Regions from separate parts of the Homo sapiens genome. Here region 2 is linked to region 1. The links are chromatin loops, found by intact Hi-C in ENCODE. Cell type or tissue: ovary. All regions are shown on one strand. Each heading gives the region's core, and the rest is flanking DNA. Links, peaks and the distances in the headings are about the cores only.

The links. Hi-C counts contacts between places; a loop is a spot of excess contacts. Peaks named below come from ENCODE experiments on the same cell type or tissue, not always from the same donor. Only the 100,000 strongest peaks of a DNase experiment are listed, where the experiment ranks them.
Region 2: it touches region 1 in a loop (4-fold over the local background); 1 of 110 quality-filtered maps calls a loop at or near these places.

Annotation. Positions count from the first base shown.
Region 1 is chr20:61,326,253-61,336,431 of GRCh38, forward strand. All of the region lies in intron 2 of CDH4 (cadherin 4), which reads left to right. Among named protein-coding and RNA genes, the nearest start is that of CDH4, 79 kb to the left of the region's middle. In ovary, for the core only: no CTCF peak of the experiment used is centred there; a DNase peak (open chromatin) is centred at 5,376.
Region 2 is chr20:61,871,013-61,881,191 of GRCh38, forward strand. It overlaps CDH4 (cadherin 4), which reads left to right. Exons shown (of 16, transcript NM_001794.5): 7 at 2,716-2,888. Among named protein-coding and RNA genes, the nearest start is that of MIR1257, 78 kb to the right of the region's middle. RefSeq lists enhancers at 7,598-8,098, 8,099-8,599. In ovary, for the core only: no CTCF peak of the experiment used is centred there; no DNase peak of the experiment used is centred there.

The DNA of each region.
Region 1 (10,179 bases), core at 825-8,824:
TAGGTTTTGTGAACATATTCAACAAATAAAGGATTGAGTGACCTGTTTGAAACCTGTTGGTTTGCTGATTAAAAAATAAGCATAAGAGGAAAATTGCTGAGAAAAAAATGTTATTTTATGAAATACACAACACTCTTTCCAATATGTTGTGTGGCTTCAGAATCTTCTGGAAATCCTCCGATAGTCTAGCCAGAGGAGGATATGACATTTTAGTCAATCAATGGTGCAAGCATCACCCTGAATCTGTCACAGCATATGAAGTAGATAACCAGTTAAAAAATATTCAGTAAAAGAAAATCAAACTAGCCTTAAAATTACACTGTATGGAATTCCATTCTTCCTTGATCCAGAAGGCACACAGGTATTCTGGAAGACACTGGGGGTCATGGGAGAGCCTATGTGGCTGCATGTGGGGTTTGCAAATGTGCTGACTGAGTGTCGGGTGGTGAAATTCCACAGGACACAGCCTCTCCCACACCAGGTCACATCAATTGGTATCAAAAATGAGGTTTTTTTTTCATTTCCTTGGAGGAAAAATGTATTTGATTTTAGGTGGATAGAAGGCACTGGTAAATGCAAGATGTGTTACTTCTTACGACTTCTCATCTCAGTAATCCTCAGACTCAGCAAGAGCCAGCTGTGAGGTGTAGTAAGATACATGAAATAACTATTTTCAGTACTGCCTTCCTATATGTCATCTACAAACAACCTGCTTGTCAGGTGCATTTTTACTGGCTAGAAGTTTCAAGATTTACCTCCACCAGGCAAGATTACCCCTTACTCTTCATCCTGGTCTCTCTGAGCCATTCTGCAGCAAAGGAGAGGGAAGAGGTAGCCCTGGGATCCTGTGAGCATTGTGTGAAGTGGTCTACTGGAAGCAAATGATGGCTTTGAAATCTCATCTTTTATCTAAAAAAATGTATCCACCCAGAAGCCATAAAAGAAAAGGCAGATATGTGTGGCTATATAAAAATTGAAGTTCTTCACTGTCAAAACACACAATTTCATTTTTATAGAAATAAATAGAAACCTGAGCAAAACTTTTTAAATATATTTGACAATTTTCCTTGATAAATAAAGAGCTCTTTGAAATCAATAAGATAAACACCCACAACTCAATTTGGTGGAGGTTGGGGATGTTGAAGAAAGAGAGGCTAAATTCTGTGAACCAGTGGAGAATGGACTTTAGGTGATTGAGAAACAGTTTTAAAAGATACTCACATTTACTACATGCAGAATAAAACTCTGATCTCCTGTTTGACCAGTCAGATTGGCAAAGATTAGAAAGTTCTGATCTCCTGTTTGACCTGTCAGATTGGCGAAGATTAGAAAGTGGGTGCTCAGGGCTGGGAGGCTGTAGGGAAATCGATTCTCGTGCAGGGAGTTGGTGGAGTACAAATTGCACATTTTGGATGGTCCTTTGACAGCATCCACCAAGATGTAACATGGACACACCCTTTGACCCAATAATTCCACTTCTGGGAATTTATTCTATAGATGTACCCACAGGTGTGCAGGGGTCTTCACTGCAGGGCTATTTATAATAGGAAACTGAAGATTACACACATCTCTAGCAGCTGAGGACTGTCTCACCTCACTCCAGAGCATCCACAGAACAGGACACCAGACGGCTTGCGTAAAGGATCAGGTGTAGTTTTATGAATGGCCATGGAAATTTGGTCAATAACGGATCTTAACGTGAACAAAGCAAATTCACAGGACAATACTGATGCTTTTGTGGGAGATGGACTGTATGTTTGATGATATTTGTGCTTATATGTGTTTGTACAACATTTTTAGAAAGATATTTGTTAAATGTACAGTTTAGCTAGGGAGCAGGTTAGAGGATGCAGGGGGACAAAGAGGTCTTTATTTATGTGAATTAGATAGAGTGGACTCAAATTACTCTCTAATAAAATTGCTATTTTTTAAAATTTTTTTGAGATGAAGTCTCGCTCTGTCACCCAGGCTGGAGTGCAGTGGTGCAATCTCGGCTCACTGCAACCTCCACCTCCTGGGTTCAAGCGATTCTCCTGCCTCAGCCTCCCGAGTAGCTAGGACTGCAGGTGCATGCCACCATGCCTGGCTAATTTTTTGTATTTTTAGTAGAGATGGGGTTTCACTGTGTTAGCCAGGATGGTCTCAATCTCCTGACCTTGTGATCCACCCGCCTTGACCTCCCAAAGTGCTGGGATTACAGGCGTGAGCCACCGCGCCCGGCCCAAAATTGCTGTTTTTAAAAATAGTTTTGCCAGGTGCAGTGGCTCACACCTGTAATCTCATCACTTTGGGAGGCCAACACAAGAGGATTGCTTGAGCCCAGGAGTTCAAGACCAGTCTGGGCAACATGGCCAAACCCCATCTTTACTAAAAATAAAAAAAGACTAGCTGGGCATGGTGTCATGTACCTGTGTTCCCAGCTACTTGGGAGGCTGAGGCAGGAGGATTGCTTGAACCCAGGAGGTTGAGGCTGCAGTGAGCCCTCATTGTGCCACCGCACTCCAGCCTGAAGTGACAGAGGGAGACTGTCTCAAAAATAAATAAATTAGTTAATTAAATAAATAAAAAATAGTTTGCTCAAGGAGGACCTTGGCCTTTCCTATTAGCTCTGAATGATGAAAACTCCCATTGTACAGATGCTCCTTAATTTACAGCCCAATAAACCCATTGCAAGTTGAAAAGATAGCTAGTTGAAAATGCACTTAATACACCTCACATGCTGAGCATCATGGCTTAGCCTAGCCTCCCTTAACCGTGCTCGGAACACTTGCAGGATCATCAAACACAAAGCCGATTTGATAGTAACATGTTGAGTGTCTTGTGCAATTTATTGAACGCTGCACTGAAAGTGGGAAACAGACGGCTGTGTGGGTGCCGAGGATGGTTTGTACTGAACGTGTATCATTTTTGTACCATCATAAAGTCAAAAAATTGTAGTTCAGCTGTCATTTAAGTTGGAGACTGTCTGTACTTGACAGTTGATATGAAATATTCACATACGTTCTGCACTGGAATCCACTCTGCTCCAGTGTTTAAGCCCAGTGTGCTGCGGTGGATTGCAGCATGCGTGGAGGGCACCCAGGTCCTCATGGTTCCCTCGTGGGTCTGGGACGCGGGTCGAGGTGGCTTTAAGCCCAGTGTGCTGCAGTGGATTGCAGCGTGCGTGGAGGGCACCCAGGTCCTCATGGTCCCCCGTGGGTCTGGGATGTGGGTTGAGGTGGCTGTGAGTGGCTCTTCTGCCCTTGGCTTCTGTATTTTATAATAAGAGAGGGCTCTTGCTCTCTCTCTCTCTCTCCTGCTTTGTACTTTCAATCAATCTCTTTCCAGCATAGTTCCCCCTAAAACATCAGAAAGCTGAGTGAGCCTGTGCTCTCCTCTCAGAGCTTAGCCACTTGGATTCCGCAGACCCTGGATTGTCACTTTAAAAAAAAAATTAATTTAATGTAATTTTAAGTTCCAGGATACATGTGTAGGACATGCAAGTTTGTTACATAGGCAAGCATGTGCCGTGGTGGTTTGCTGCACCTATCACCCATCCCCTAGGTATTATGCCCTACGTGCATTAGCTATTTATCCTGATGTTCTCCCTCCCCCCCACCCCATCCCCCGACAGGCCCCAGTGTATGTTGTTCCCCTCCCTGTGAGTCATTATTCAGCACTCACTTATAAGTGAGTACATGCAGTGTTTGGTTTTCTGTTCCTGTGTTAGTTTTCTGAGGATAATGGCTTCTGGCTCCATCCATGTCCCTGCAAAGGACATGATCTTGTTCCTTTTTATGGCTGCATAGTATTCCATGGTGTATATGTACCACATTTTCTTTATCCAGTCTATCATTGATGGGCATTTCTGTTGATTCCATGTCTTTGCTATTGTGAATAGGGCTGCAATGAACATACGCGTGCATGTATCTTTATAATAGAATGATTTATATTCCTTTGGGTATATACCATTTAATGGGATTGCTGGGTCAAATGGTTCTAGATCTTTCTGGTTCTAGATCTTTGAGGAATCTGGTTCTAGATCTTTGAGGAATCATCACACTGTCTTCCACAATGGTTGGACTAATTTACACGCCCACCAACAGTGTAAAAGTGTACCTGATTCTCCACAGCCTCACCAGCATCCACTGTTGTTTGACTCTAATAATCGCCATTCTGACTGGCATGAGATGGTATCTCATTGTGGTTTTGATTTGCATTTCTCTAATGATCAGTGATGTTGAGCTTAGGTTGTCCCTTGTGATGGTTTGATTGTCACCAGAGCAGCCTGTGCTTTGGTTGAATAAGATTCAAGTCGTTGTAGGCAGTTGCCTTCAAGAAAAGTATCCGCATGTCCTGACGGGGAACGCCTGCCTTCTGGGCAGTGCACCTGGTGCCTGCGGCTGGCTGGGCACCGACATGCTACAGCAGGATGGCCCTCATTCCCACGAACGGGGTCAGAACACGGCTGCCACCTTGGGAATTCGCTTTTCTCACGTGAGATTAAGTACTGAAAGTGACTTTCGTATAAGAGCATTATCAAAGTTGCACGGCTCTTTGCAAAATTCTCTCATCCCTTCCAATCGCTGCCTGGTTTCCTGCTCTGTGGTTGGGCTGTACTTGCTTAGAATATTCCCAAATGATAAAGATTGAGTTGTTTCCAGTTTCCTATCATAAAATCCTCCTCCCCTGAGTTCCCCTGCACACCTGGGAGAGGGTCTGTGAAACAAGTTCCTAGAAGTGGAATTTCTGGGTCAGTTATAAGGTGGCCATTTTGGTGGATGTCATCGAATGATCATTCGAGATTCTGCAATTTCACTCCCACTAACACCTGTGCGAGGGTGCATTTCCACAGCCACCCCACGTGTGGGAGGATCTCTGCCAGGGCTGCAGCAGGGAAGGCTGTCTTGGGGCTCGGCGTCTCTGTCCCCATCTCCTTCCATGCCCAGTGCCCAGGAGCCTGCCATGGCCACAGCTGCACCATCTCCATAGCCACCCTCTAAAGCTCCCACCCTGGGATGAGGCCCTCCCTCAGCCTGTTCTCACTGCCCTCTGGTCCCCTGAGTCCTCCCCATGGTGGTCAGGAGGAGACTGTGAAAAGCATGAGTCCGACCATGTCACTGCCCTGTTCATGCTTGCTTAGCCTCTGTGTCCAGTCCCTTCGCCGGCACCCAGAGCCAACTCCCACTGGCTGGCCTGGCCATCTCCTCACTGTGTCTGTGCATCAGCCACACTGTCCTTTCTGTTCCTCACACTTGTCCAGCATGTCCCCCACCAGAGCTGTCCTCTGATCTGCCCACAGCTGACATACAGGTCTCAGCTCAAACCCCACCTCCTGCCTGACCACCTGCCCCAGGCCCACCTCCTGCCCCGGCCACCTGCCCCAGGCCCACCTCCTGCCCCAGACCCACCTCCCGCCCCAGCCACCTGCCCCAGGCTCACCTCCTGCCCCGGCCACCTGCCCCAGAGCCACCTCCTGCCCCGACCACCTGACAGAAATGAGATGCGAGGCACTGTCCCCAGGTCCCCTGTGTTAGTTACAGCACTCAGCCTGCCTGCAGCAGTCTTGAGCAGTTCTCATCTGCTGGCTTTCTGTCTCTTCCCCTGGACCGCAAGCCCTTGCCGCCGTCCTTGGTGCTGAACGGTGCCTGGCACACAGTAGGCGTGTAAAAAGCGTGTGTTGAGGGCATGAGTAAACTCTTCCAAGGGAGGTCGCCTGTGCGCCCCACAGGGAAGGGAGCTGTGCCTCTGCCCCCTTCTCTGCCATGGTTCTTCAGTGCCCAGAGCAGGGCCAGGCACAGGTGGGCTCTGGAAAGGTATCTCTGAGTGGACAGAGGCTGGCTCCTGGCTGAGAACACAGACACTCGACAGCGATGCCCGGCTTCCCAGAGAAGAGGAGGGTCCTTCTCAGTCACACCCCCTCTGCCAGCCTGCCCGTGGCCCTCACTCCTCCAGGAGACAGGCTTTGGACGTCCATCAGGAAGGAGCTAGCAAATGTCAGTCTCTCATCAGGGTGGGCGGAGCGGTGACGGGTTTCCTTCTGGGTGTCAAGGTCTCTGTGGCTATGGATTCAGAGCTGGCCAAGCCAGGCTGTTTCCCTAGAGAGTCCGGGAAACCCATGATGCTGGCCCACTGCACAGCGTCCCCAGCCTCAGGGCTGCTGCCTCCCATGCCCTCAACAGTGCAAGGATTCGTGTGATCCCAGAAGGCCCACAGGAGGACCTCTCTCAGAAGAGGGCTTAGGTCTCCTTCTGGTTTCTGATCTACGGTAGGGGGATTCTTGGTGCATCCCCTTGGCTGCCACTGCCGCCTCTGTGCCTTTCCTGCCCCACCCTGGGCAGCAGGCACTAGGGCCAGGTGCAGTCAGTTACCTCCAGTTAACTTCACCCTGCAGTGGGGGTAATTGAAGGTTCTGCGAAGGCCCTTGGCTAGTTTAGAGACTTCTGGCTGGCTGCCCTCCTCCCTGGGGGTGTGAGCATTTTTGTTTCTTCTCTTTGCTCTCCTGCTTTGGGTCTTGCAGGAAGTTATTCGCTTCCTGGTGGGTGTTACTGTCCCTGCCCCGGCTGTGGCGCCAGTCCTTCCTCTGGCCTCACCCTGTGTTTTCTGATGGTCCAGGCTATTTCGGGAGAAGGCTGTGGTCACAGTGCTCATCACCCTGGCTTTCTGCTCAGCCCCTGCGGAGGCTGACGCGCCCTTGCCCTCACAGGCCCCGAGAGCCTCTTACAGCATTATCCTAAAACAAAGCTTCAGCCTTTCTTCCCCACCGCTGGGCAAAGTCTTTATTTTTGGACCAAACTAAACACTTATTTGTTTGTAAAGGGTGGCGCTTTTTGGCTTCTAAGAAACTTACCTGGGGTTGGTGGCAGACTTCCTTGGCCTTTTGAGAGCAGGGAACTATTTTTAGAGGCATTGTGGCAACTCTAATAAAGAAAAGAAACAAAGGTAGGTGTGACAACTGCTTGTAATCACACACACGTATACACGTGCAGACACGCATGCACACATATGCACAGGCACATGCACACACACATGTACACACACACACACACACACACATGCACACACACCTGCATGGGGGAGCTGGCAAGTTTCTCTTTTTCTGGACATTTGGCAAAATCTGAGTCATAGAAACCTCAATTCAGACATTGCAGGGGTGCGGGTTGTCAATGTGGCTCCTGAAGCTCTGGCTTAATGAGACCCCAACAGGCATTCTTTCACTACAAAGGTCACCAGATAATCCAGCCAAGGGGGACCCAGCACAGAGCTCTCACCTGGTTCCAGGAGGGGTGACTGCAGTGGCAGGTGCAGCCCTAAGAAGTGCAGTTGTACAGGGAGCTACCCTGTAGTTGGTGTGTGTGGCTGACCCTCTCCTCCCAGAGCCACCTGCAAGGACAGTCAGAGCCCTTACCCCGGGCCACACGTGGCCCACAGAGCTGCCTTCCCTTTACCAAAGGCTGCACAGGCCTCTGCGGTATCCCTGGGTTGCGCTTTCAGGCGAAGAGCATCGTGATGTGGTTTACTGCCCTTGTATCAGAGTGGCTCAAAATTAACCCCTGGGCTGTCTGGGAGACCTGCTTTGGAAACACACTCCACATGGCTCTGGTGCCACCGTTAGCACATGGCACATCTGTGTCCTGCCAGGGCCTGGCAATGGCTGCATACAGGCTGCAGACCAGGGGCACCATGAGGTGACTGGGTGGGAGGGGGCCTCCTGGTCGGTGAGGGCGGGAGAGACAATGGGTAGGTAAGTCTTGACTCTTCACAGGCTGAGAAGGGTAGCCCCTGTCCATCCTGGGAGGTGTCCCCTCTTCTCCAGCTTTGGAGGGTGTCCTGGCCTGTGCAGCTCTGGTCACCCCAAGAGGGCCTGGAATTGGAGCCACTGACCACAGTAAGCCTCTGGGCCACCCCCTCTGAGGGCCTCCCTGAGCCATTCTGTAACCCCCCAAGTCTGCTTCCTATTGCAACTCTTGAAACAGTGTCTCTGTCATTATAAAACCTCATCTGACCTGAAATGAGGCTCATGGAGTACTTCCTATTTTTGTGGTGTCTCACATAATCACAGGTAAGTCTCACAGACCTGTGAGCTGGTTTTCCTTGTTTTCCAGGTGAGGATCAGGCTCAGAGAGGTTAAACCGTCACTGAGGTCACACAGCAGTGGGTGGTGCAGTGCGTCTGGTCTCTTCTAGTCTGTTGGGGCTGCTATAACAAACCGCCTGAGACCGGCTAATGGATAAACAAACAGCAGAAATCAATGCTTACAGCTCTGGAGGCCGGGGGGGCTGGGATCAAGGCACCAGCAGTTCGGCATCTGTTCGGCCTCTTTCTCTGCTTCCCTGACCGTGCCTGTTGCTGCATCTTCAAGCCTCTGATAAGTGCACTAATCCCATTATTAGGGCAGAGGACCCAACCCCTCCCAAAGGTCCCGCCTCTTTGTGCCACCACGCTGGGGCTGGGTTTCAACATATGGATTTGGGGGTGGGGGACATGAGCACCCACACCTCTGCAGGGCCTCCGTCTGTAGCCCTCGCCTCCTGGGGTGGAAGCTCATGTCCTTTGCTCAGTCTGTGAGGGTCATTGGCATTCAGCTTTTGGAACCTCAGGCTTCCTCCTGTGCACGATGGTGCTGGATGTGCTGAGAAACTCCACTTTGCCTCCTTCATTTGCTTATGAGTTTTCTGCAGGAAACCTTGAGACCTTCCTTTTCCCAGGCTGCTGAGCCCCAGGCTCCAGCCTGTCCTCCAAAGACTTCTCAGTAAGAGGCATTCTGCCTCTTAATAAGCATGATGACAGCGATGATGCGGCTGAGGAGCCAATGAGATACAAGACATCCAGCGAGTCTCTCTAACGTGGTTTCGTGTTGTTCAGCATGAGCCACTTTACAGAGTTGGCAAGAGGAGGTCTCGCGGCCATTGACAAATGTCAATATATTGATATTGATGCCTTCCTTCTTGGCCCAGCCGATCTGGGATGAATGTGCAGGGGCCAAGCCAGCAGTCGTCCCTGTGTTCAACATAACAGGTAAAGCTGCCGTGTATTTGGTCCAACGGAGATCGAAGGTCATTATATTCATGTTGTTCAAAAACTTAGGAATAAGCCACAGGTAAAGTATTTAAAGATTACAGGCAAAGGGATGTGACATTTAAAATATTCAGTTGCACTGTGTGTGATGCACAGATGTGATTATTGGCACCATGAATAAGTCGCATCTGGCTTGGGTTCCTGCTAGCCAGTTACTCAGTGGGGCCTTCCAGGGCAAGGTGGTCTCACCACTGAGAGGGAGCCCCAGTGGGACCCTAATTGCACCAGCAGTTGTTCCTAATAAGAGAACTAACACATTTCTCTGAATCTCCATGACTCATTCAGATTTCCGTCAAGAAAATTCAAACTGAGGTGGGATCAATAAGTCGTGCAAATTGTCAGAAAACTCCCTCCATGGAGGGCATCTGAGTTCACCTTTAGAGAAGGAGAGCATAATGCGCCCCACCTGAACACTTCCCTGGCTCGGGTGCCGAAGGCTCAGGGTGTGGTTCATAGGCAGCTATTTGTGTAAAGGGGCTAGCATCTGCATCCTGTCTTGGCTATTGAAGTTGTTTAAAGGGTGACTTTGGTAAGAGCTGGTTCTACCCACTGATGACTGTTTCTGCTTCTCTGATCCAATCAGAATCATCCAGGTTGACGCAAGGATCTTTTGGTACCTTGCCCTTATTTATGTGGTTTTTTAATGATGAAAGTAGAAACGCGGCCCACATCATGATCACCTCTTAAACAACTGGCCAGTGTGAGAGAATCTCAAGGTTTTTTGTCATTATCCAGCTTGTTTTCGATACTGTGGGGGAGAAGGTGCAGATATGATCACCAGGAGATGCATTCTCATCAGCTCTCCCGCCTGGGAACTTTCCCCTTCTTAGAGTGCCTTCTCTCCATTCCTGCCTGTTTAAATCCTACAGGGCCCAAACAGACCCACTTGGCTGCTATGAGACCATGGGTGAATCACAGTTCACTCAATAAGCCTTTTTTTTCTTATCTATACAGTGGGGATATTTTGAAGGTTAAATGAGTGATGTGTATAAAATATGCACTGTGACTAACACATAGAAGTGCCTTTTCCTCTTCTTCCTCCTCGACCATCAACATTATCATTAAACATGAGTGTTTCACTGATTCTTCCCTGATTCCTCCTCCACCACAACCACCACCACC
Region 2 (10,179 bases), core at 650-8,649, 540 kb after region 1:
ACATTACGTATATGTATATTTATAGGATGTGTGTGTGTGTGTGTGTGTGTGTGTACATATCAGAGAGAGAGACAGAGACAGAGCTCCTCATATCTTTCTGCATTTCCAAGGTGCCCTCTAGAATCATTTTCCTTCTGCCTGAAAACACCCTTAGTATTTCCTCTAGTGTGGGTCTCCAGGTGGTAATTTTTTGTTTTATCATTTATCACATTTAGTGTCTATTTTTCACTTTTATTTTAGAAAGTTTTTTTCACTGAATAATGAATGCCAGGCTCCTCGTGAGTTCCTTGTATTCCATTGTTTTCCAGCTTCCATCGTTCCTGTTGAGAAGTCAGCTTGAAGTCTTCTCATTGCCACATTGAAAGTTTTGTGCTCTTTTAAAAAGGAGGCTGTGTGTGATGTTATCCCTCTCCACGAATGATTTCTTTTTGCTGCTAAGTAGGGGACGCTAACAATCACAGAGAACCTCAGCCTAAGTTACTGCAGTTAGCTCTGCGCGTGTGTTAGGACTGTTTCTTCCCAGTTCACCCTCACTCCTAGGGTGCTGCACTTCAGGGTTTTCCTCTTAGGAAAATGCAGAGGAAAGCCAGCACAGAGGGAGGGGGATGTCTCTTTAGAGGGGAGTATGGTTGGGACCAGGCTTGTTGTGCTCTAAAGTGGTGGGGACATCGTGATGGGGGCAAGGATCATCGGGGTGGGGTCCCTAGTTCCAGAGGCTGATGGTCGCCAGGCCACGGCCCCTCCCACCCGTTTGCTTACTGCATAAATCTGTTTGATTGAACTATAATTCACGTGCCATACAGCTTGCTCTTTGAAGTGCTCCTGCCTCCGCTTGTTTTTCTGTGTTTTCATGAAACGTGTCTGCTTTGAGAATTTTGCATTCAGTAGAAGCTGAAAGCTGAAGCAAACTCCTAGTCAGACACACCCAGGGTTCCCCTGCATCCCACCTGGGCTTGTCCTGCCTGGGTGGAAGGCCAGAGTGGCGGTCTTCTCTGCAGGGCTGCAGAGGGAGGGCGAGGTGGGGGAGGGGCGAGGGGGAAGGCTCCCTGCCTGCTCTGGGGTCCTGGAAATAAGCAGTAGCTTCGGGCTCCTCGCAGACCCTGCCTCCTGAGCATGAGGCCGCCCCGCACCCTGGGCTTCTGGCACAGTCCAGCAAATGTCCAACAGGGCATCTGTGTGCCAGGTCACAGGGACAGCATGGACCCAGCCCCGCCCTTGTGGTGGCTGTAATCCCACAGAGGACATAGACAATAAGTAGACACACAGCTGTTTCAATGCAGGTGAGATGAGGATGCACAGGGCCCCATGACTCAGTCCAGAGGGCCAGGACGGGGCTTTGGGGATGAGGAGGAGTTGGCCAGGTGGAGGAGAGGGAAGAACGTTCCAGATGCAGAACAGATTGTGCAAGATCCCAAGGCTGGTGTGGCGAGAGTCCTTCATCTCATGCACACGGGAACGAGCACCTCGGGTCTCTCTGAGACTGCCACCCCGCACCTGGCCCGCCGCATGACCCCAGCCCCGTCAGCCAGGGGAGGCACTGCACAGGTAGAGGTTGCACCATCCCCAGGGCCCAGCAGGGCACCAGCAGCTCTCCTCTGTGCATGAACGCTGCAGGGCCGGGCACCCGAGCTTCCAGAGTTCTGGGGCATCTCAGGCAGCCAGCAGGGCAAGCTGAGCACACACGTGTGCAGAGCCAGGGCAGGAACACCGGAAGGTGGCGGGCAGAGTCCAGCCCCAGGACTTCCAGGTGAGAGAGCCCGCCGTGCCAGCATCAGGAGACAGCAGTCAGGAGCTCACAGAGCGGGGCCTCCACCGGGTACAGCGCTAGCACAGAGTTGGTGCTCAGTAGGCAGGGACTAAAGCCCCCACCCACCACTGCTCCCAGCAGAGCTTGGTCCTCAGACCTGGAGATGTCCTGAGGCCACAGGGTGGGGCGTGCTGATGCAGGCCCTCCCCAGGGCAGGAAAGGCTGCACAGCCAAAGAAAAGCCAAGTGCCATTCTCAGAAAGTGGGGAATGTGCCAGAGTGCACTATAGACCTCAACCCCAATGTGTGCATGGGGAAACTGAGGCACCAAGCTGAGAGAGCACATGGGCAGCTCACCGAGCCCCTCTGAAATGCCAGCGGCCCCCAGTCCCAGGGCGCCCCCAGATGTGCTCCATCTGACGGAGTCCTATAGGCACAGCCTCCCTGCTCAGAGTCCCTTCTAGGTTTGTTTTCCACTGTGTCCTCTGCAGTGTTTATTATACAGCTTCTGTGTGTCCAGACCTATACCAGGCCCTGCTTCAGTGCCTGAGTCCCTTCCTTTAAGCCCAACCACACTGGGCTCCCTGCAGGAGTGGAAGCACCTTGGACGCACTGTCGGGGCCTCAGGCCACCCGGCTCCAGGCCTGCTCTGCTGCCCCAGGCTCTGGAAGCTTAGAGAAGTTCTTCCTCCTCCGAGGCCTGGTCTTTCCCCAGCCAAAAAAGGAAGAGGTCAGAGCAGATGACCTCAAAGGAACCTCAAGCTCTAGAAGAAATCCTTCTATGATTCTATAAGGTGGGGTGGAGGCGGCAGGTGCACTAACACCACCTCTGAACACGCCGAGAGGAAGGGGGTTCCGCTACGCCAGACTCACGGAGAGCTCTGTGGTCGGGGGGCTCTGCCCAGGTGTGTGCGGGGGTGGCAGCCTGTGTGGCAGGCCATCCCCATCTGAGCTGCTGTCTCCGTTCCAGGCACCTACGTGATGACCGTCACGGCCAACGATGCTGACGACAGCACCACGGCCAACGGGATGGTGCGGTACCGGATCGTGACCCAGACCCCACAGAGCCCGTCCCAGAATATGTTCACCATCAACAGCGAGACTGGAGATATCGTCACAGTGGCGGCTGGCCTGGACCGAGAGGTGAGGCGGGGTGGGGTCTGCGTGCAGGCGGGTGAGCTCCTGGTCCCCGCAGGACACCCACAGGACCCTCGGGGAGCCTCTCCAGTGGCGCCGTCGGGGAGTGATCGACAGTCTCCCCAGTGGCACTCTCTTGCCATGGGAGAGACTCAGCAAAGGAGGCTCTGGAGCACTCAGCACCGGCTGCTATGAGCGAGTCCTTGTGAGATTTCCAGAACAGGCCCAGCTGGTGCGTGTGGCTATGGGCGGAGGCCTCAGAAAAGCAGGGACCACCCGCTGGGGTCTCGGGGTCTAGCCGCAGCTGCACTCGGGGTCTGGGGTGCTCTGACAGCCCCTCTCAGGACCTGAACACACACGCCTGCCTTGAAACCCACCCCTTCTGGGCCTGGCACCTCCAAGGAGACCCACCCCACCCAGGCTGCGGCGGCCTGGCTGTGACGAAGGGGGCATGGAGAAGCAGTGCTTTTCACACAGCCTGAAACCATCACAGCCAAATGAATGGGCTGCTGGTTGGTGCTGGGTTCCATGCGCTCCCACCTCCTGCACTGTCCTGCGGTCCTACGAGGCTTTTGTGACAGAGGCCTCCCTCCACCCCTTCATCTCAAGTGCCCGCCCCACTCAGAGACAGACCCCAGAGGGAGGCCCTGGGCGGTGGGTGAGGTCGGGGGCCTGCCTCTGCTCTGAAGCTTGTCAAGTGCAGGCGCATCTCCAGCACTGGGCTGTGCGTTCCCAGAAGATTCACCACCCGCCCCTGGGGCTGAAAGCGCCCCACCAGCAGCACCTTGAGTCCCCAGGTGCCCAGGACAGGGCATCGCCTGCCTTCCCCATCTCCAGGTCTCGCTGTCTGGTCTCCTGTTTGCACTGTGCCCACAGAGGCCAGTGTCATTCCAGACGTAATTTACCCTCTGAGGCATTTGGCTCCCAGGAGCCGGTAGAGCCACCTCGCTGGGCTCACAGCCAGTGCAGCCCTGCCCGCGGGAGGCTTGTTTCCAGAGGCCACAGCGCCACTTTCTGGCAGCTCCTCGGTCTTGCTGGCCTCAACCCTTCTGCTCCAAGTTGGCGGCTTCTGAGTGCGTCACGGCCCTCGAGCTCTGGGTGTGCGGGGACCCCACTGCAAGCTGGGGCTGCCAACCTGTCACCGGGGCTTGCTGGTGTCGCTTTTGGGGCCGGGACTGGCAAGGAAGTGGCAGGTCCTCCTTCCAGGTTTGGGGCTGTGGGACCCCCCGGGGCCTCCAGTTTCTGCCTCTTCTCCAAAAACCAAGACTCACCTGCAGTGCTGTCTTCATCCCCGCCTTTCAAATCAACCAAAGCCAAGCTGCAGCCTGGAAAATCCCACCCGTCTCTGTCCCTGGGAAGAGCACAAAGGGGATTTCCTGGAAATTCCTAAATCGTAAGGGGGTGGTGCCCAGGGTAACACATGGGGGCAGAGAGGCCAGTTGGGGGGTAACCCTTGGCAGCCATGCGGCTTGCGGGGAAGGCGAGGTGGCCGCCGGGTTCAGCACGGGCTCAGGACTCAGACCCGCACAGCAGAGGACGTTGTCAGCCCCAGCCGTGGCACCTTTCATCTGAGAGACAGAAGGATGATGACAGCCTTGGACTCCAAGGATCAGAGATGGAGTCGTGTGGCAGGCAGCGTGAGGGCTGGCACGGATGGCACAGGCGAGGACTTTTGATGCAGGATTTACATAAACGTTCTTAGAGTGATGTTGGCCAGAATGCCTGGGGCTCCGAGTGAGCTGTGGTCAGTCCCAGCACCTTCACCTCAGGACTGCAGGATCCGCTGAGGCCCCACCGCCCTCCAGTGGCCATGAACCAGCGCCCGCTCCGCTCAGACAAGGCTTTGCAGATGAGCTGCACCTGGCCCTGGTCCCGTCATTCAGCTAGGGAGATGATCCCATGGGCACATGGCCGAGTCAGGAGTGCTGTTAGTGAGGCCCATACAGATGTACAGGAACCAGATACCGTCCCCCATCTCCTCTGTAGCCTGGGGTCCCCCGCCTGCCCTGGGGAGAGAGGGCAGCCCCTGTTTGCGCTCCCCCAACACACACACACACACACACCTGTGAGCAGCTCGTTTCCACAGGCTGGCACCTCTCTGGGACGTTTGCACAGCTTTTGGCAGAGCAGGTGGTCTGACTGGAGCGTGTGCGTGCAAGCCCCTGTCCACACACTCCCACACACGTGATGCTCCAGAGGTACAGATGGGATGGCACGGCTGCCGGCTGTGTCCAAGGAGAGGACAGGACAGCCGAGCAAGGGTCAGGCCTGTGAGCGCCGGCACCTCTGGGATGGCCCCTTGCAGGGGCAGGGTCAGGGGTTACCTAGAGCCCACAGACTGCCCCACCTGCGTGCCATCAGCTCCTGGTGTGTGACGGGGAAAGCACAGGGGCCAAAAGGGCAGTGGGGATGCTTAGGGAGATCCGATGGGGCCTCGCCGTCCAGTCCCAGTGCAGGGGCATGGCTGGCTGCATGCTGGCCGCAGGAAACCGTTCTCTCCCTACTCTATATCGGCCGCGAGAGAGCAACGTCCAATTGGAGAGGCAGCTGGTTCTACTGAGCGACCGGAGAACTGGGAAGGGGAAGGTGTGGGAGTTTCACGGGATTGGGTGCCTGCAGGGGAGGCATGCAGGCGTGCGGAGGGTTCTAGACGTGCAGACGCAGTCCATGAACACATCTCTTCTTACATCTGGTGTACAACATGGCAGCAGTCTTCCCTTAGGGCCGGGGTTTTCGTATTATAATGATAAGCTGGGGATCTAAAGGGGACCATAGGCCACCTGCTCTGGCCTGCACTGGTTTCGTGTCGGTCCGCCCTCCCTCTGGTTTCCAGTGGGGTTGAGGGGGTCCCTGTGGCTTCAGGACCATCTGGTCTCCTTCAGCACGAATGTCTATAGATAAAGGGACTAAAGACAAACAGCTAAAGCTTTCCCACTGCCGGGTGGAGGGCTGGGAGGTCTGGGGTACTTTGTAGTTTATATTGTAGGAAAGAATATGTGATATTTTCCAGGCTGAAAATATATCTAGGCAACATCTGTGGACCCCTCTTCATAGCTGAAAATCTCACAAGGCCCCGGCAGTTAGTATGGGTGCAGGCTCTGACCTTGGGAGGGATCAAGAGCGCCACGGAGCCCACGACCCCCTGGGGTTCCCCCAGCTGGCCTGGTGCACCCTACGGGAGGGACACCCCCTGGCCTCCCTGGGCCAGGCATTCCTGTGGGCATGTCAAGGCCCGTGATAGGGACAGTGCCCAGCCTCCTGGGCTCAGCTCCCCCTGCCCCTACAGATCATGGCAGCTCGGCCAAGGGAGGGCTAGCAGTCCCAGCCACCCAGAGATCTCCCCACCCACTGGCCAGGCCCCAGTGAGGCTGACCCGGCAGCTGGACCCCCTGCCCAGGCCAGACACCGAGGCAAGGCGGGGCCAGCCTGCTCCCCAAGGCCCACAGCAGACACAGAGCGGTACCCACCCCCCACCCCCCACCCCCCGCTGTCGGCAGCTTCAGCGTGGCCTGCAAAATGTTCCACATAAAATGCTCATTTAAAAGCCATTAGAGGTGTGGTTGACAGACGGAGATTTATGAAGATTGAGGAACATGAGGAGACGCTGGTGTTGCGGGCGCTGGCGTTCTCCGCTGTGTGTGCCTGGGGATGTGAACAGCCCGGCTTCTATCCGACGGGAGGCCCCGTCTGGTGCATCTCAGGCGTGGTGTGCTGGAGAGGGCGGTCCCGTGTCTTCCTCTTCCAGGGCTCGTCGGGAACATAGGTTGTGTGGTTATTTTCCTTGATGATCCTTCAGCTGCTAACATTCGATTCCAGGAAGATCAGTTTCTGTCTTGTGCGTGTGAAACAAGCTGGTTGATGCAGTGAAACCTGGGACCCCCATGTGGACCAGCATCGTGGGGGGACAGCAGAGCCATGGTTCAGGGGCTCAGGGGACGGTCATGGGGCTGGACTTTGGGGCCATGACCCCCGGAACGTCCCTGGGGTCCATTGTGTGACAACGCGTCTTTGGCTGGGAGGACCCCCAGGCAGGGGATGAGGTGTAACCCAAATGAGGCCCGGCCCCAAGCAGACTGTGACAGGGTCATCACCAGGAACCACGGGGGCCCCAGAGGGAGGACTTCGTGGACACAGACGGGCGTGGTCATCCCAGAGAGGACAACAGGCCCTGGCCTGCGTGAGTGGCCAGGAGCTGAGCTGTAGGCCTGGGGCAGCTGGGGCAAAGCTAAGGCCCCATCGTGGCCATGGCGTCCTCATTTCCAGCCACGATCAAAACAAGACCTTCATGGGCAGCACGTGCCCGGCAGCAGGACCCCTCCCACCTTCTGTTCCCCCTGCCCCTTTCAAACCGAGCCCAAGCCTAGGAACATCCAGGTCCCTGAGCTGCTCCCTCCCCAGGTTCAATGCAGCCCCCGGCTGGAAGGTGGCTGTGGGTCTTGAATCTGAGACAGACCCAGGCGTGGCCTGCAGCTGGCTCCATTTGGGTACAGAGACAGTGTTGGGCGCCCTCAGGGCTTCTCGTGAGCAGAACCAAAGGTGTTCATGTCATTTCCACGTTATTTTCCTTGTGCAAACAAGTCTGTTTCCCCTTCTAAAGGCACCAGCTCGAGGGCTTCCATTAGGGAAGCTGCCTCCAGCACGCAGCAGCCATGTCCCAGGGCCCCCGCCTGGCCCCAGGTCTTCAGCAGCCCCTCCCAGTGGGGACATTGAGGCGGGCTTCCCTCCCCAGACATGGAGAGGTCATCCCCTTGGGCCAGTCTCTGCAGCAGTTTATGGCATAGTCTCAAAGTCGTAGGTGACCTCTGAATTTGTGACCCCTTGGCCGGAGGAGACGCAGGGCCCTGGCATTGGCCACCCCACTCTGCCCGCTCAGCCATTCCAGGTCCTGTCTCCCGCCTTGCACACAGTCTCTCCCACTTTTTCGCCTTTGCCTCGGAATAGAAGTCCTGGAAGCTGCCAAAGACTCGGCGGGGGTGTGCCGAGGCCAGGGCGCCCCTCGCCAGGGCTCTGCTTTCAGTGTGGGTCTGTGCTTAATGTTCAGAGCTGCCCTGCTCTTCCTTCGCCCACCTCCTGGGGAAATTGAATGATGGTTTATAATTATAACCGCTTCTGCAGCAGAGGATGCACGTTGTCGGATTTTCAGCAGCAAACAATAAAACAACAACAGGTTTTAAGACAACGGCTCCAGGACCACCGTTGCCAGGCATTAGTAAACCCACGCAGGCGGCCACTGACAGCAGTGTAGACGCCAAGCGAGCACCAGTTCAGCTCCCCCGGGACCCGGCCTTCACCCAGCAGAGCCACTGCCCCCCTGGGCCCAGGCCTGCTGAGCCCGAGAAGCTGATTTCTGTCTGGCTTGGCGTATCAGAGAAGAGCACACATCGGGACCATTTCTCCACCAGCCCAGCTTGCCTTGCATCGGCCGGACAGCTCAGCCACTTCTGAAAAGGACACATCGGTAGTTCCTTTTTCTCTTCCTCCCCCTTTAAAAAGATTCATCTCCCCTGCCCTTGGGCAACAAGCAGAGTCTTCGGGGGAAGCACCAGAGATACTTCTCAGCACCAGCCTCCATCTGACAGAGTGAGTCATCTTTAGGAAGAAGAAAATCCACAAACATCATTGCCGCCGTGTCTAATTAGGCAGAGCTATGTAAATTGAGCGCTTCTACTTGATTAAGATGTCAGGAGAGGCTTCGATAAGACCTGAGCGGTTCAAGTGTCTCTCGTGTACCAGCCGAAGATGCCCCACTTGCTAATCCTATTCATCTGGCGTTGTTTCCTAATTAGAATATTTATGGCCTAATGAGGAGGTGAACGTGCCGCCCGAGCCCCGTCCTGAAGGTGAGAGTGGGCTCTGCAGACGCAGGCGCTGTTCCGATTGTTGGGCAGTGAAATTAGCACCGGGCCAGCATTGTTCTCAGCGTCCCTTCCAGGCTGCTCCCGAGGATGTTGATTTTGTTATTAGAAACTGAATCCGGCCTTCCGGTCCTATCACAAGAGGACTATCACCTGGTCACCTCCATCAGCTTGAAATTTCTTCCCAAACAAGGGGGGCCGAATTCGTGATCTCCTGGTCTGAAAGGATTCTGGGGAAAGCAAAACCCACACCTCCCCGAACGTCTTCAAGACCCTCTGCCCGCCCGGTGCTGTCATCCAATGGATGGAGAGTGATAACGTGGCTCTGTTCTACTGCTCAGGATATCGTTCTCACCACCATCGACTTTAGTTAATGTATTCACATGATTCAAATTCCAGTAGAAAGTGTTCGTCGGTGACCAGAATGTCCCCTTTCCCTCTGAGAGCGGCGTGGCTTTCTGAAGGCATTTCTCCCAGACAGCGAGCCTCTCGTAAGCCCCACCCAGAGGCATCTGCCTGGGGAGGGCAGTAGCCTGGGGCAGGCGGGGTTCAGCGTTTCCCGCTGGCTGGGTTTTGAATCACTGTCATGGAACCCTGTTTTGAAGACACCGAATATGGCTATGTTGTCTTGCAGAAAAAAAAATATTAGCAATTGAGACAAATCTGCTGCTGACCCACCTCGGGCCGGATTTGTGCCCCTGAAGTCTTCTTGATCTCCCCTCCGCCCCCTCCCAAAAGAAGAGAAGAGAGGGAAGGACAGCGGTGAGAAGGTGGACCCAGCCAAGGAGCCGTCATCTTGGGGCTTCCACCTCCCTCCGAAACAGAGGCCTCGGCTCCCGAGTCCCATGGCGTCCCCCAAGTGTGGGGCACTGAGCAGCCCCAAGAGGACCCCAGGCCAGCAGGTCACCCCCAGGACGCAGAGGCCGCCACCCCTGGCCTTGGGGGTGAGGGTCGGATGCAGAGAGAGGGTCGAGGTTTGGGCGCGGTCCCCACACAGGATGAGGTTCCCAGGCACGCTGGGCAGTGCGTGCTCTGAAGGTTGGGCCACACGTGAGCTGGCGCCCACCACTGCTGTCTCAAGGTTTCCAAAGGCCAGAGCTGGCAGGTGTGGCCACCCAGCAAGGTGAGAAGAGGTGCCAGTGAGTTAGAGTGAGGGCCCCCCAGGCCCCAGGAGGGCAATAACAGCGGTGCTAATGGTGACCTGGTTTCATGGGGGACCCTGGATGGCAGAGGAGGGGGCTGAGCCACAGGATGGCCCAGGTGACCCCCAACCAACTCAGGCCACTTCCTGCCAAGAGGTCCCTCCCTGGTGAGGAAGCTGAGTGCCCCTTACACCCACCAGCATGTAGGGTTCCTGCGGCCACAGGGCATGAGTGTCAGCCATGCTGAGCGGGGTCACAGCAGAGCAGGGTCAGGACAGCTCCTCCATCCACGGACGCCAC